Linked DNA regions of Homo sapiens: region 1 is linked to region 2. A link is a contact called in ENCODE Hi-C or POLR2A ChIA-PET data. All regions are on one chromosome and are shown on one strand. The core of a region is the stretch at or near the end of the contact, and the rest is flanking DNA. Distances in the headings are between cores, read along the strand shown. Region 1 overlaps ATP8B4 (ATPase phospholipid transporting 8B4 (putative)). Region 2 overlaps ATP8B4 (ATPase phospholipid transporting 8B4 (putative)).

The links. A loop is a pair of places that touch in the nucleus more often than their neighbours do. ChIA-PET counts read pairs that join two places held with the same protein, here RNA polymerase II (POLR2A). Pooled maps may share reads with other maps.
Region 1: a map of posterior vena cava shows a loop between it and region 2 (5-fold over the local background). The contact joins two enhancer-like sites. A Hi-C loop is called at or near these places in 13 of 168 maps with a recorded cell type or tissue (IMR-90, MCF 10A, PC-3 and 8 more) and 18 of 50 pooled maps. POLR2A ChIA-PET finds 5 or more read pairs at or near these places in 2 of 52 experiments (AG04450 and activated CD4-positive, alpha-beta T cell).

Annotation. Positions count from the first base shown.
Region 1 is chr15:50,052,788-50,059,065 of GRCh38, forward strand. All of the region lies in intron 3 of ATP8B4 (ATPase phospholipid transporting 8B4 (putative)), which reads right to left. Among named protein-coding and RNA genes, the nearest start is that of ATP8B4, 63 kb to the right of the region's middle. RefSeq lists a silencer at 5,485-5,779. Within about 2 kb of position 2,349, at least 12 of the 41 ENCODE cell types and tissues checked have a DNase peak (open chromatin) inside an H3K27ac peak, as active enhancers do; they include IMR-90, where a contact is called at or near this core.
Region 2 is chr15:49,900,368-49,906,121 of GRCh38, forward strand. ATP8B4 (ATPase phospholipid transporting 8B4 (putative)) reads right to left here. Exons shown (of 28, transcript NM_024837.4): 21 at 725-872. Among named protein-coding and RNA genes, the nearest start is that of ATP8B4, 220 kb to the right of the region's middle. Within about 2 kb of position 2,529, at least 4 of the 41 ENCODE cell types and tissues checked have a DNase peak (open chromatin) inside an H3K27ac peak, as active enhancers do; they include IMR-90, where a contact is called at or near this core.

The sequences.
Region 1 (6,278 bases), core at 1,099-3,598, 150 kb after region 2:
AGACTAGATGGAGTAGTTCCTCAGAATACATACTAAGAATTTTAGTCGTCCTTATTATCAAGACCAAAAGAGTCTTTATTATAAAGACTAATAAAGACTAAAATCCTAAGTGAAGGGGGAATTACTGAAACATCTTAAGCAAAGAAGTAACTTGAGATTTTTATTTTAAAATATCACCCTAGCTAGGTGGAAAACAAATCAGTGGTAACACAAGAATAGATATGAAAAGAGCGATGAGGAGGTCTTTGCATTAGTCCAGGTGAAAGATGATGCACAGCTTGGATCAGGGTGGGGACAGAAGGAACGACCATGAATGGTAATAATTACTGACATTTATCAAGCTCTTACTATGTGTACTAAGAGTTTTACATTTTACAGCTCATCTTATCCCACAACATTCTTATGAAATAGGTACTATTATTTCCTTTCTGTAGAAGGGAAATCCAAGGTTCAGAGAGATTAAGTAACTTACTAACTTACACGAGTTGACACAGCTTGTAAGTGGTGATTGTAAGAGCCAGGATTTGGATCTAGCAATAGACATTCTGCTCCAGAGCCCACCCTCTTCACCACTGTGCTGCCCCAATTCATTGCAAAGCAGTTATCTCTTCTGCTTTCAGAGTAATCTGCCCTTGCTCTCTCTTCCAGTCTGCATTTCAAGCCTGCTGCCACTTTCTTACCAAAGGAAATTCAGTTTATTTACCTTCTCCTCTCTAGTCAAGCCCTTCAGGCAGAGCCCTCGTTCTACTGCCTGATGTATGCTTACAGTTTCCTTGGATTCTCTTTCAGTTCCCCTCAAGAATGATTCTCTTGGCCCCTAACAAAGCTCAATGCAGACAAATAGTAGACATAACCACTCCCTTACTTTAGCTTTCAACAGAAGCACAGTGGCCAAAGTCCTTTATATTTCCAGCATTTACTACTTGGTGGGGGGGTGGGGTGAAGGTGGGGAATAAAGTAAAGAAAATGGAGTAAAAATGACAAATTTTTCAGAGATGGGCTACCAAATAAAATATTAATAAAATGGGAAGTATTATTTTTTCTAGAGATCCTCATTATACATGCAAATTAAGTATATTGCTTAAGTAAACAAAGCAAATAGAAAATAACAAACTCTGCTATATTAGCAAACATTTGGAGCATTTGGGAGATTGCCTCAATTTTTCCACTGGCAAAATGGAACTAATAACATTTCTCATATATTTATAGGACTATCATGGAAATGAGAGCATAGATGTAAAAATATTTCTGCTAAATTGAAAGAATTATGCAAATATAGGATTTTTGTGAGTGATCCCAAATAATTCAACTGTATCAAGAAATGCAATGTACTAGTCAGGATAACCAGCTATGCTACAGTAATAACTCCAAAATCTTCACAGCTTAACCCAGTAAGAGTTTGTTTCTTGTTCATGCTACTTGCCCAACATGAGTCTCCTCATCAGATACTCATAACGGAGCACCCACCATCTCCAATGCTTCGAGGTATATTACCAGAGGAAAAAGAAGCTCTGAACAGTCTCACTCTCAAATGTAATGCTTCAACCCAAATGCTCACAACTTACTGGCCAAAAGAGTCACCATGGGTCCAAAAGACAGAAAGCTAGAAACATTAATGGATATCACTAATGGCTATTGCAACCAGTAATGGACGCTAACCTAGTATTTTGAGAGTAAGAGACATATCTACTAGCAAATATATCAAAAACCAACTGGCTGGGCACGGTGGCTCACGCCGGTAATCCCAGCACTTTGGGAGGCTGAGGCAGGCGGATCACAAGGTCAGGAGATCGAGATCAGCCTGGCTAACATGGTGAAACCCCATCTCTACTAAAAATACAAAAAAATTGGCCGTGTGTGGTGGCAGGTGCCTGTAGTCCCAGCTACTTGGGAGGCTGAGGCAGGAGAATAGCATGAACCCAGGAGGCTGAGCTTGCAGTGAGCCGAGATCGTGCCACTGCACTCCAGCCTGGGCGACAGAGGGAGACTCCGCCTCAAAAAAAAAAAAAAAAAAAAAAAAAACAAAAAAAAAAAAACACCAACCTCAGCACTTTAAATTCAGTCCTGTTAACGACACATGTAATATTCCTTTGACTATTTCCTCTCCCCATCAGCTAAACAATGTGCCAAATTCCTTAGTTTCACGAACTGGATAGATTCATCTCCCATCCATAATTCCAGGGTCAAATTAGCTTAAGGCAAGTACATGGCCCACCCTCCTAATTACAATTTTGAATTCAGACACTGGCACATAAACTACGTCAATTCTGAAATTTGCTGATAATGTAAGCTTTCTCTTTTCTATTGCATTCCAATCTGGAAACAAGTAGCCCTAGAGATTACTAACAGCAACTTGGGGCTATGAGTGGGGAGGCTGCCAAGAACAAACTCCGCACTAAAAATGCAGGGCCAAGAAATGCAGAGAAAGAAACTAGACCAAGCCTCTCCTGAGACTAGCCCTATCTCTGGACTTTTCAGCTACATGATCTGTCCATTCAACTCAAACTAAGTCAATTTGAGTTGGTTTTTCTTTTACTCTCAACCAACCAAACACCAGGTAAGAACATTCATAATATATGCAAGATCAGTTTGCTTTTTAAATAATAGCTTACTTGTATCTCTATGTTTGTCTTAAAGAATGCATCCCAGAAGGCTTAAACCCAAATGAGCTCAGCAGTTGTCCAGAGACACTGCCTACGTCTATGAATCCCACAAGCCCCAGGAGCTTTTGCAATCAGTACCACAGTTTCCTCACTATCAAATCATCATCCCACATTTGATGAAACATTTGTACATCATGACAACTATAAAAAGTAACCTTCCAGAGCTTGAGGGGGAAAACATCTAGCCCTTCTTGCCACAAAAGGAGGCAAATACAGTATTTTTATGGTACAATCCAGATTCCAGAGACAGAAATAATCCTGACTAATAAGGGAGAGATTATCTCTAAGCCATAAAATAAAAAACAAAAAGGGATTGTGTCCACAAACTACTGGCATAAAAGAGGAAGTAGCCAAAAGGCATTTGTACCGCTCAGAAAATATGTGAATTACCCATGTTCATGCAAAGAACCCAAAAGAATGCATGTATGGGACCTGGAGATTAGACATCTGGTACCTCACTGATACCAGGAAGAACCCCTGGTAGTTCCTCAGTATCAGCTGACTGTTGCCTGGTGCAGAGTCCACAGCTTTCCAGGATAGGGGCAATGGAAAGACGACAGTGCTCTTCTACGAACGCTGCTGAGGAAGCCTCAATCACAGAAGAGGCTTTGCAGAGTGTGTCAATCAATACTGACTACACTCATCATCACCACCACCACCACCACCATCATCTTAACGTTCTCCTGAGCCTCAGCTCCCAGACTTGAGCAGAAAACGTGTATGAGGAGGCAAAGAGCAGAGGGCACATATCCCCCAACATTCATTCATTCATTCATTCAACTAATTTTTGTTAAAGTCCTTCTGTGCTTCAGGCAATAATGTTATTGAGCCAGGGCTACAGACATGAGTAAGCAAAGACCCTCCCATCATCGAGTAAGTTTGTATGTTAGTTGTGGAGAGAGAGGCAGGAACAAGCAGACAATAAACTTGTAAACTGATGACACAATTTCAGGAGGTGATCATCAAATACTATGACAAAAACAATGAACAATAGAGCAAGAGCACCTTGCCTGCCAAGACTCCCTCAGGAAGCCTTCTTGCTTGATTTTCCAGGTTAATGCAGTATCAAGATTACCCTACTTGGTGAGACCAGTGGGAATACGTGTCCCCTAGGGGTGCTCGTTTCCTGGGTGCCCAAAAGAATCCTTTGGGCTATGAGAAATAAAAAAGAACTTCATGTATATTTTAACTAAAAATGTTAAAGTTACTAACATTTAATTACTATACACAATATATGTATATGTATATGTGTATATATATATATATACACACACACACACACACACACCTATAGCAAAGACAATATAATATCTATATTATCTATAGTAAAAACATATAGTACACACATGCATATATGTGTATACACACATATAAATATTAACAGTAAAGACAATCTATGCATTGTCTATATGTATACACACATATAGATTAATTTCTTTTTATTTTTTTATTTTTTATTGAGACAGAGTCTCGCTATGTTGCCCAGGCTGATCTCGAACTCCTGGCCTCAGGTGATCCTCCCACCTCGGCCTCTCACAGAACTGGGATTACAGGTATGAGCCACCACATTCGGTCAGATTTAATTTTCTTTTACAAGTGAGGAACATGCTCATAAACTTTGAAAACTGTGGACTAAACACTTATGGACAAAGGAGCTCATCTGTGCCTCCTCCTTTTAGATCTCATGTCACTAAGACTTGGGCACATAATGGAGAACATATAACTTTCTATGTCATAGATTCTCTGGGTCATACAGTGACACCAGATAATGGTATTGCCTCCTTCCATCTCCAGGCGCTATGCTGAACACTATATCATCTCAGGCAGTCCTTAAAAAATCCAATGAGCTGTGACTATTTCAGCACCATTTTACAGATGAGGAAACTGAGGCTTTGAACAGTTGTGAGGGTTGCCCATAAAAGCAAGTATTGTACAATCCTGTGTTCTCCCAAATGGTGTTTCGTGAGCAACGAGTCAGAAACTAGGAAGTCTCTAGACTGCCTTTTGGTTAATGGACTCACTGGCCCTCATCCGACATCCTTCACTCTGGTGAAGAACAGAACCTCTCTAAACTAAAGCACAGTGAAGAGCTCACATTAATTCAATCAGCTGGAGCAGTCACTTCCAGTCCTTTCAATCTAGGGAGAACATTGCTGGGCTTGTCTAGGGAGCTCATTTTCCATCTAGACCCCAGGAACAGAGATAGTGGCCAGGAAAGCTTTCAGGCCTCTGTCTCCCCACAAAGCAAATCTGCCTGACAGCATCACAAACTTTGTTCTCTTTTCTACCTTCCAGCCTTAATTTAGGGTTCCAGTGTCTGAAAGACAGTTCTAGAGCTAGTAAATGGCCTAGGAATAGTAATTTATCTACAAAGAACTAATTTTGGATAATTATCAGGGGAACAAATTAAATTTCCCTCTGAGATTAATTTAATCACACTAATTTTTTTTTCTCCAGGGTGTTTAGACGTATATAACATTTTAAGTAGTTGCAGTAAAATGTTTACTTTCTTTTTGTGACATCTAAAAAGGGACTGAAAATACAGACAGAAAGAGAGAGAGAGAGAAAAAGACCTAGCATATGCCTTCTCCAGAGAGATAAGAAGAAGGCATACAAAAGAGCAAAAGAAAAGAAAGCAAAGATTGTATTTCAGTGGGACTTTCCTGGGGCATCCCTAATGATCTGTTTGCCTCCTATCTCTGCTGGCTAGAGCTCATCTATGCCTCCTCCTTTTAAATCAACTGGGGATCTAGGGAGTCAGCCCTCAGCTTTGGCCCACGAATTCGTCTTATCCTGAGCTTTAGGGATCTTGTATGATCAGAGTGGGCATTTCTTTGAGTTGAGGTGGGGGCTGGCTTGTTCAAGCCCATTTCCTGAACTACAACTTTGGACAACTTAGTGCAGATGGACTGCTTTGTTTATTTGGTCTGAAAATTAGACCATGTTCACACTGCTGTGTAGTCTGGGAACTAGGCCAAATTTCAAGACCTCAGTGTTTACAACAATAAGAAAGACACAATGGAAAAGTCCAGTTAACGTGGAAAGGCACCCATAAAGAATTTTCCAAAGGGCCAAAGAGTTATAATAGCACACGATACACAGTCTAATCCTTCCTAGCACTCTACTTCTTATACTAGAGTTCTACATAAATAACACCACCTCAGGGGTAGCCATGCAATTTTCTCCTGAACCTCTAAGGATCAGATGGAAAGTACATGCAGTTGTCAGCACCCTCTGCCATGCCCAGGGGGTACTGGAGCAACTGGGACCCTGATCCACTCATGAAGGTGTTCTCCTGCAACAGTCCTAGCCTTTCCTGGTCTCCAGCCCCTTCACAGCCAGGTTGGGGAGTAAATCTATATTCAAACAAACCCACAACACCTGGCTTTGTGGTTTTTTTTTTGTTGAGTGGCTTTTGTTTGGGAGTAGAGGTGTTGAGAGGGAGAGAATAGAAGACCAGGAAATACAGAAGGAAAATTCTCCACATGGGGCAGGTAGGGGAGGGCAGGGAAAAAAAAAAGAGTTTTAAAGCATCTTCTATCATTAAAACACATCAATAATAATTTATGAATAAAGTGCCAATCTTTAATTTTTGTGATTATATCATGCACAACG
Region 2 (5,754 bases), core at 1,279-3,778:
ACCCTAAAGTGAAAAATGATCATCAAAGCCAGAGAAAGATGTGAGATTAATTCCTTGTGCATATAAATTATAATTTCACTGGAGCGTAATTGGAGCTTTTGTATTTTAAATTAGAAACTCAGAAGAGTATTTTCATGTTTGTTCAAGATTCAGAATCTGAACTACATTAAAAGTACAATGCAAGTTCATTCTATTAGGACAAGAACCAGATTTCCTAATCAAAGCAAATTGTTTGGCATTGCTGTAAAATGCTGCTATTTAGAAAAACCACTAGAGGTATCTTAATGGCAATAATTTCGTATAGTAATTACATGAAGGTCAGGTTGTGCTCCACAAATCACAAACATTAGTAAGAGCAATAATTATAATACATCCACCCAGTTGCATTATTTTAATTAAGTAACAGTGAGCCGTAACACTCCCCTCTAGAAAGGCACTTAAATAATACTGCTAAGTGGTCTATAGTCATTTAGACAAGATTGATATTCTGTGAATTTAGCATTTCTTTGGAGCCTCCCCTTTACTGTGGTGATCCAAATAATAATGTATGAGATATATATTAGAAGTTTCCTTTCCCTTTGCAAACAGGAAATCATCGCATATGCCCTGTATCTAGTAGTGACATTTGTCTGGAAAAGACAAAGGAGGTCTCATTATGATAGCACAAAAGAGATGATTATTGCAGTGAAGAAAAAGAAAGGACAAAAACCTTAGGCAAACTCACCAAACTGTGGCCATTTATGATTAAGGCATAATCTCCTGTTATGGTTTCTTCTACAATAGAATCCAACTCCAGCTGCTGCTTTTTTTCACAAACTACATGGCCATTGGAAAAATTTCTGTTTTGTCCAAACAAATTTTGTTTTGCTTTCCTTAAAGGAGAGGGTGAAAAGTGAAACATAACAAAGCATACAGAGCATGCCTACTAATTCTAACAAGAAACTTGCCTAGAGGTAAATTTATTTCACCACTATTCAGAGAGAATATGGCATAAGACCCAGTTTCAGTAAGCAAGCTGGATAATTCTTTGTGATGGGAATATCTTAGCAAATTTCCAAATTCCAGGATGTAGGAGAGTAAACATAATGAAAATACAATATCTTGAATGTTTAAAATGACCTAAAAGCTAAATCACCATCTTGAGCTGTGTTTGAACTAGGGGATCTTGATAGATTTGGTACTTAAGACTGTCTGAGCTTCAAGGGCTTAAGAACCACTATCTGGCAGGCATGCTGTTAAATAATGGAAAGCACAAGACTAAAGACAATTGATGAAATCTTCTAGGAATTCCAGGACATCTATATATAAAATAAATTCATCAATTTGAGGTACAATGTAATACGATCCAGCTTAAAATAGTCCTCTGAGAAACATATTTTTTAAAAAAAATTTAACAAGAAGAAAAATGATGGTACTTACTGAATTGGCATAGCCATTATAATAGGATAGAACATTTTAAGCAAAAATTGTATTCAGCTTAAAAAATAGAATAAATCTTCTAGGAAAAAAACTAGACACCAAAATATAGAGGGTTGTTCCAAATGGAAACGCCCTCCAAATGCTCTAGATCTAATTAGCAGTAGCTATAAAGCAATCCTGCTCACATCCCATGCATCTCTGCCATCTAAGAGGAAGATTGTATGGTGACATAGCACACTTAGAAGTGGCATTCTACTGTTCTCTCCAAAATGGAAAGATGATGCCCTTAAAGGAAGGGAAATTCCTCTTCAAGAACAGTTGAGTGCAGGCTTTGAAGTAACATAAGGCAAGCTGACAAACCTACAGAAGCTTCAACCACGACCAGAGAACTATCCAGCATGGGTCATAACTGGCATTTACAAAATGAGCACTCAGGAGAACATGGAGAGTGAGAGAAGACCAGAAAGTGAATATTGTGTCTTTTGGCGAAATGAAATTACTCATCCTGTGTAGAAAATATTTATTAAAATGGTTTTATGCTGAGGCTCCTCTGAAAGAAGAGAATGTCCACTTACCAAAACAACTGTTTTAGCCCTCAGCTGTCTAATTATTTGAAAATGTAACACCAATTGTTTACATACTAAGTTTAAAAATAAAAATGATACAAAAAGATACATTAACTTCTAGCTCAATATCTCCTTCTGCTGTCCAAGACCAAAATCACATCTGCATTTAGGAACCCAGAGGTCACATGGTTCCAAGAATCATATCACACATTTAACAATCAGTTTGCAGAATCAAAGAAAAAGATGTATAAAGTCAGAGTGCTATGTGTGAAATTTAGGGAGTTACAAAGGGGAGAGGGAAGTAGAACAGACATGAAAAATCATTGTTGTAAGTGAGAGGATCAGACTTTCCCATCAGATAACTATGTCAGGGAATCCTCCTCACAGTCATGAAAATGTACAGTGCCAAATAATAAAGAAAGCAAGGGAGACAAGTTCCTTGGAAATGAACATTTCTCTGACAATGTTGCAGAGCTCATAAATTGTGACTTCAGAAAGCACCACAGGGAAAACATCTCCTGAGTACTCCTTTTGAGTAAAGTTCTCACTCGCTGTATAAATGACTCAATCTGTTTTCCCCTTAGAGAGTAAAAACATTCCAAAGAAGGGTGAAGTTCATGAAAGTATTGGCTGAAATTCTATTTACTTAGGATTTTTTTCTCCTTAAACTGTCTTCCTAACATCTCACATGAACCCTTTTCCAGGCAGAAAAGGGACAGTTTTTCTGGCTCTGCTGAAATTGTCACTGCACTTTCTCTGTACAGGCCAACGTCTCTTGGCCAGATTGGGCTTTCATATTTTTAGACCTTTGCCCACGCTCTGTAGCTGTCATTTCTTTTTCTTCCTGGAATTTAGCTCTTCAAACACCAGCTGGTTCTCACAAAAACGATTTATTAGGAAGGGAAAAAGCTACACATAACTCCCTTCAATGACTATGAGCTATACATTTTTGAAGCGTACACACAATGCTTAACCACATAATACAAATAACAAATGCTAAAACAAAAGAGTGCCTGTTTTTTCCAAGCTGCGTAATGAAGGGCAGTTTATTACAATTCTTGGCATGCAGAATCGCATTAACAGTTGAGGCAACTGTGGCATTCACAGCCCCATGTCACTACAAGCACAGCAAAGCATAGTTAGGCACATACTGGCTTGCATACAACCTATAAAGAAGAAAAGAGGATGGTTGGAAAAAAGAGTCGTTTAGTCAGTCCTCTTAAGGCACTCTATATTGAAAGGTTAAATTGATCTGTTGTGGCCAGGCACAGTGGTTCATGCCTGTAATCCCAGCATTTGGGGAGGCTGAGGCGGGCAGATCACCTGAGGTCAGGAGTTCAAGACCAGCCTGAACAACATAGAGAAACCCCCATCTCTACCAAAAATACAAAATTAGCTAGGCTTGGTGGCACATGCCTGTAATCCTAGCTACTCGGGAGGCTGAGGCAGGAGAATCACTTGAACCTGGGAGGCGGAGGTTGCAGTGAGCCAAGATGGCGCCATTGCACTCCAGCCTGGGCAACAAGAGCAAAACTCCGTCTCAAAAAAAAAAAAAAATCGATCTGTTGGAAATGGATTGAAACCATGACATCCTGTTTAAAAGAAGAAAATCTGGACTTTGATATGAAAGCTGGAGCTTTGAGCTTGGAACCTGGAAACCTGGGTTCAGACTGCCTCTGACATCTTATGTTTGTTTCCACAGTTGAGTTATCTGACCTCTAGCCACTTGATTAGCCAGCGACAGATCCATGGCTGGAACCTACGTCTTCATATTCACAGTTCTTGGTCTACTGCACCAAGCTGGTTTACACATAGAGTCAGCCACAGACTGCCTCTAGGTTGGACTAAGACACAGTGCTGGAGGGACAGTTTTAAGGGACAGCACTACCCTGCCAACAGTAGAGAAAGGGAGAAAGTACATGAAATTTTGATTTGAATTCCCAGTTCCATTCCTTACTACCCTACCTGAGAGACCTTTAAGATGTTCAACCACTGAACCAGTTTCATTATTAGAGTTCATGAAATGGGACCAGCCAGTCAGTTTGGCTAGTGCCCCAAGCAGTCAAAATAGATCATGAAAACTTGGGCTGCTGCACCAGTGTGTGCCAGAAGATCTACAAGATTACCTAAGTAAGTGCTCTAAAATTTTATGATTCATGAGAGAAATTTAATGTACTAAAACATTTTTCCTGGGTGACTAGGGGTTAGGAATTAGGACCAAAATGCATTTTGTTTGGCCTGCACAGTGTCTTAAAGAATCTCTATGGCTTTATGGCCAACATGATGTTCCCACTCACCAAAGGCCCCATCACTCCCTGATGTATAATAGATAGCCCAGATCACATGATTAATGCTATATGCCTGTTCCTGAAGCCATTTGCATTTGAGAACCCTGCACATTCAAATAAATAATTTTCCACCAAGTAGATGTTCAAAAAATACTGATGCATATTTTGCTGATTAAAGAAGAAATATCAATTCCTAGTTATATCACTGGGATACTTCTTAGAAGCAGTGGAGTCACTTTATGATTTAGTTAAAGAACATGAGTTTTTCTAATAACAAAACACGTGATCAATGCTACAAAAATGAAATACGGAATGAGTTTTCCTCTCAGATCAATCAAAATTAAATTCTCAGTCTGTTTTCCTTTCAGCAGAAGACATATGAATTGGTGAAATGTATTCAATGTAGTAATTTTCTGAGAAACCATAGCAGGGTTTAACTGTAGCTTTCTAGGCATGCCTTTAATAATAAGGCAGCTACAGCAGCAAAATTAACCCAGGACTCAAAGTGTCTAAAATGGTTTCACGACACTAAATTTGAAACAAGCCGTATGTATGATATGTATAAAAATTATATATCCATGTTTATGAAATAATCTAAGCACATTTGACAGGTTTAAATATAAGCATTTTGGTCATTTCTTTTCAATAGCTACTATTGTTCAGATCCTGTTCTTTGGTTACACTTTCTTTTTAAATGAACTCCCACTGAACTCAAAAGCATAACACAAGAAAAAGAGATGGTGCAAATTTATGATTTCAATATTTCATCCCAAAGCTGTAGGCTTAGATATAAGTAGCTGAGATTAGGAGTATAGAGAACAACTTTGAGCAATAGCTTTTTTGGATGCCATTTTACCCTCAGTCCTAGTATTAAGAAAATGCACACTATAACTATAATGATTTCTCTTACATAGAATTTTCTATCATATGTTGCCTCTCTGTCTTATACTCTAAGAATGGGGTTACCTACAAGTCTGAGTAGAAATAACATTATTTTCCAGTCAGCTGAGCAAGGTGGCCCCAAGGCTCCTGAAATATTGAGTCTAGCTGGAAATTCTTTATTTTTTTTCTTTTGAATATTTTTTCTTCTCATTAAAAAAGATAATTTTTTTAGCTTTTTTCTAATTGTAAAAGCATTACACAAACACTATTACAACATCAGATAATACAAACAGCCATAAAGAAGGAAGTAAACATGATCCATAATTCTATCACCCAGAGAGAACCACTGTTTATATCCTCCAGATCTTGATAGGCAAGGAGGTAAGGAGGTGGGTAGATGTATAGTGTTTTATACATATATGTACCTACATATATATACACACACACACACACATGCACACACACTTTTTTGCAAAAAGAGAGATCACATTACGCATGATGTTTTGTAGTCTCATTTATCATTTAACAAAAATATCATGGGCATTTTCCAATGTCGAAAAATACAAAATCACTTTGAATGACTGAAGAGTGTTCCATTG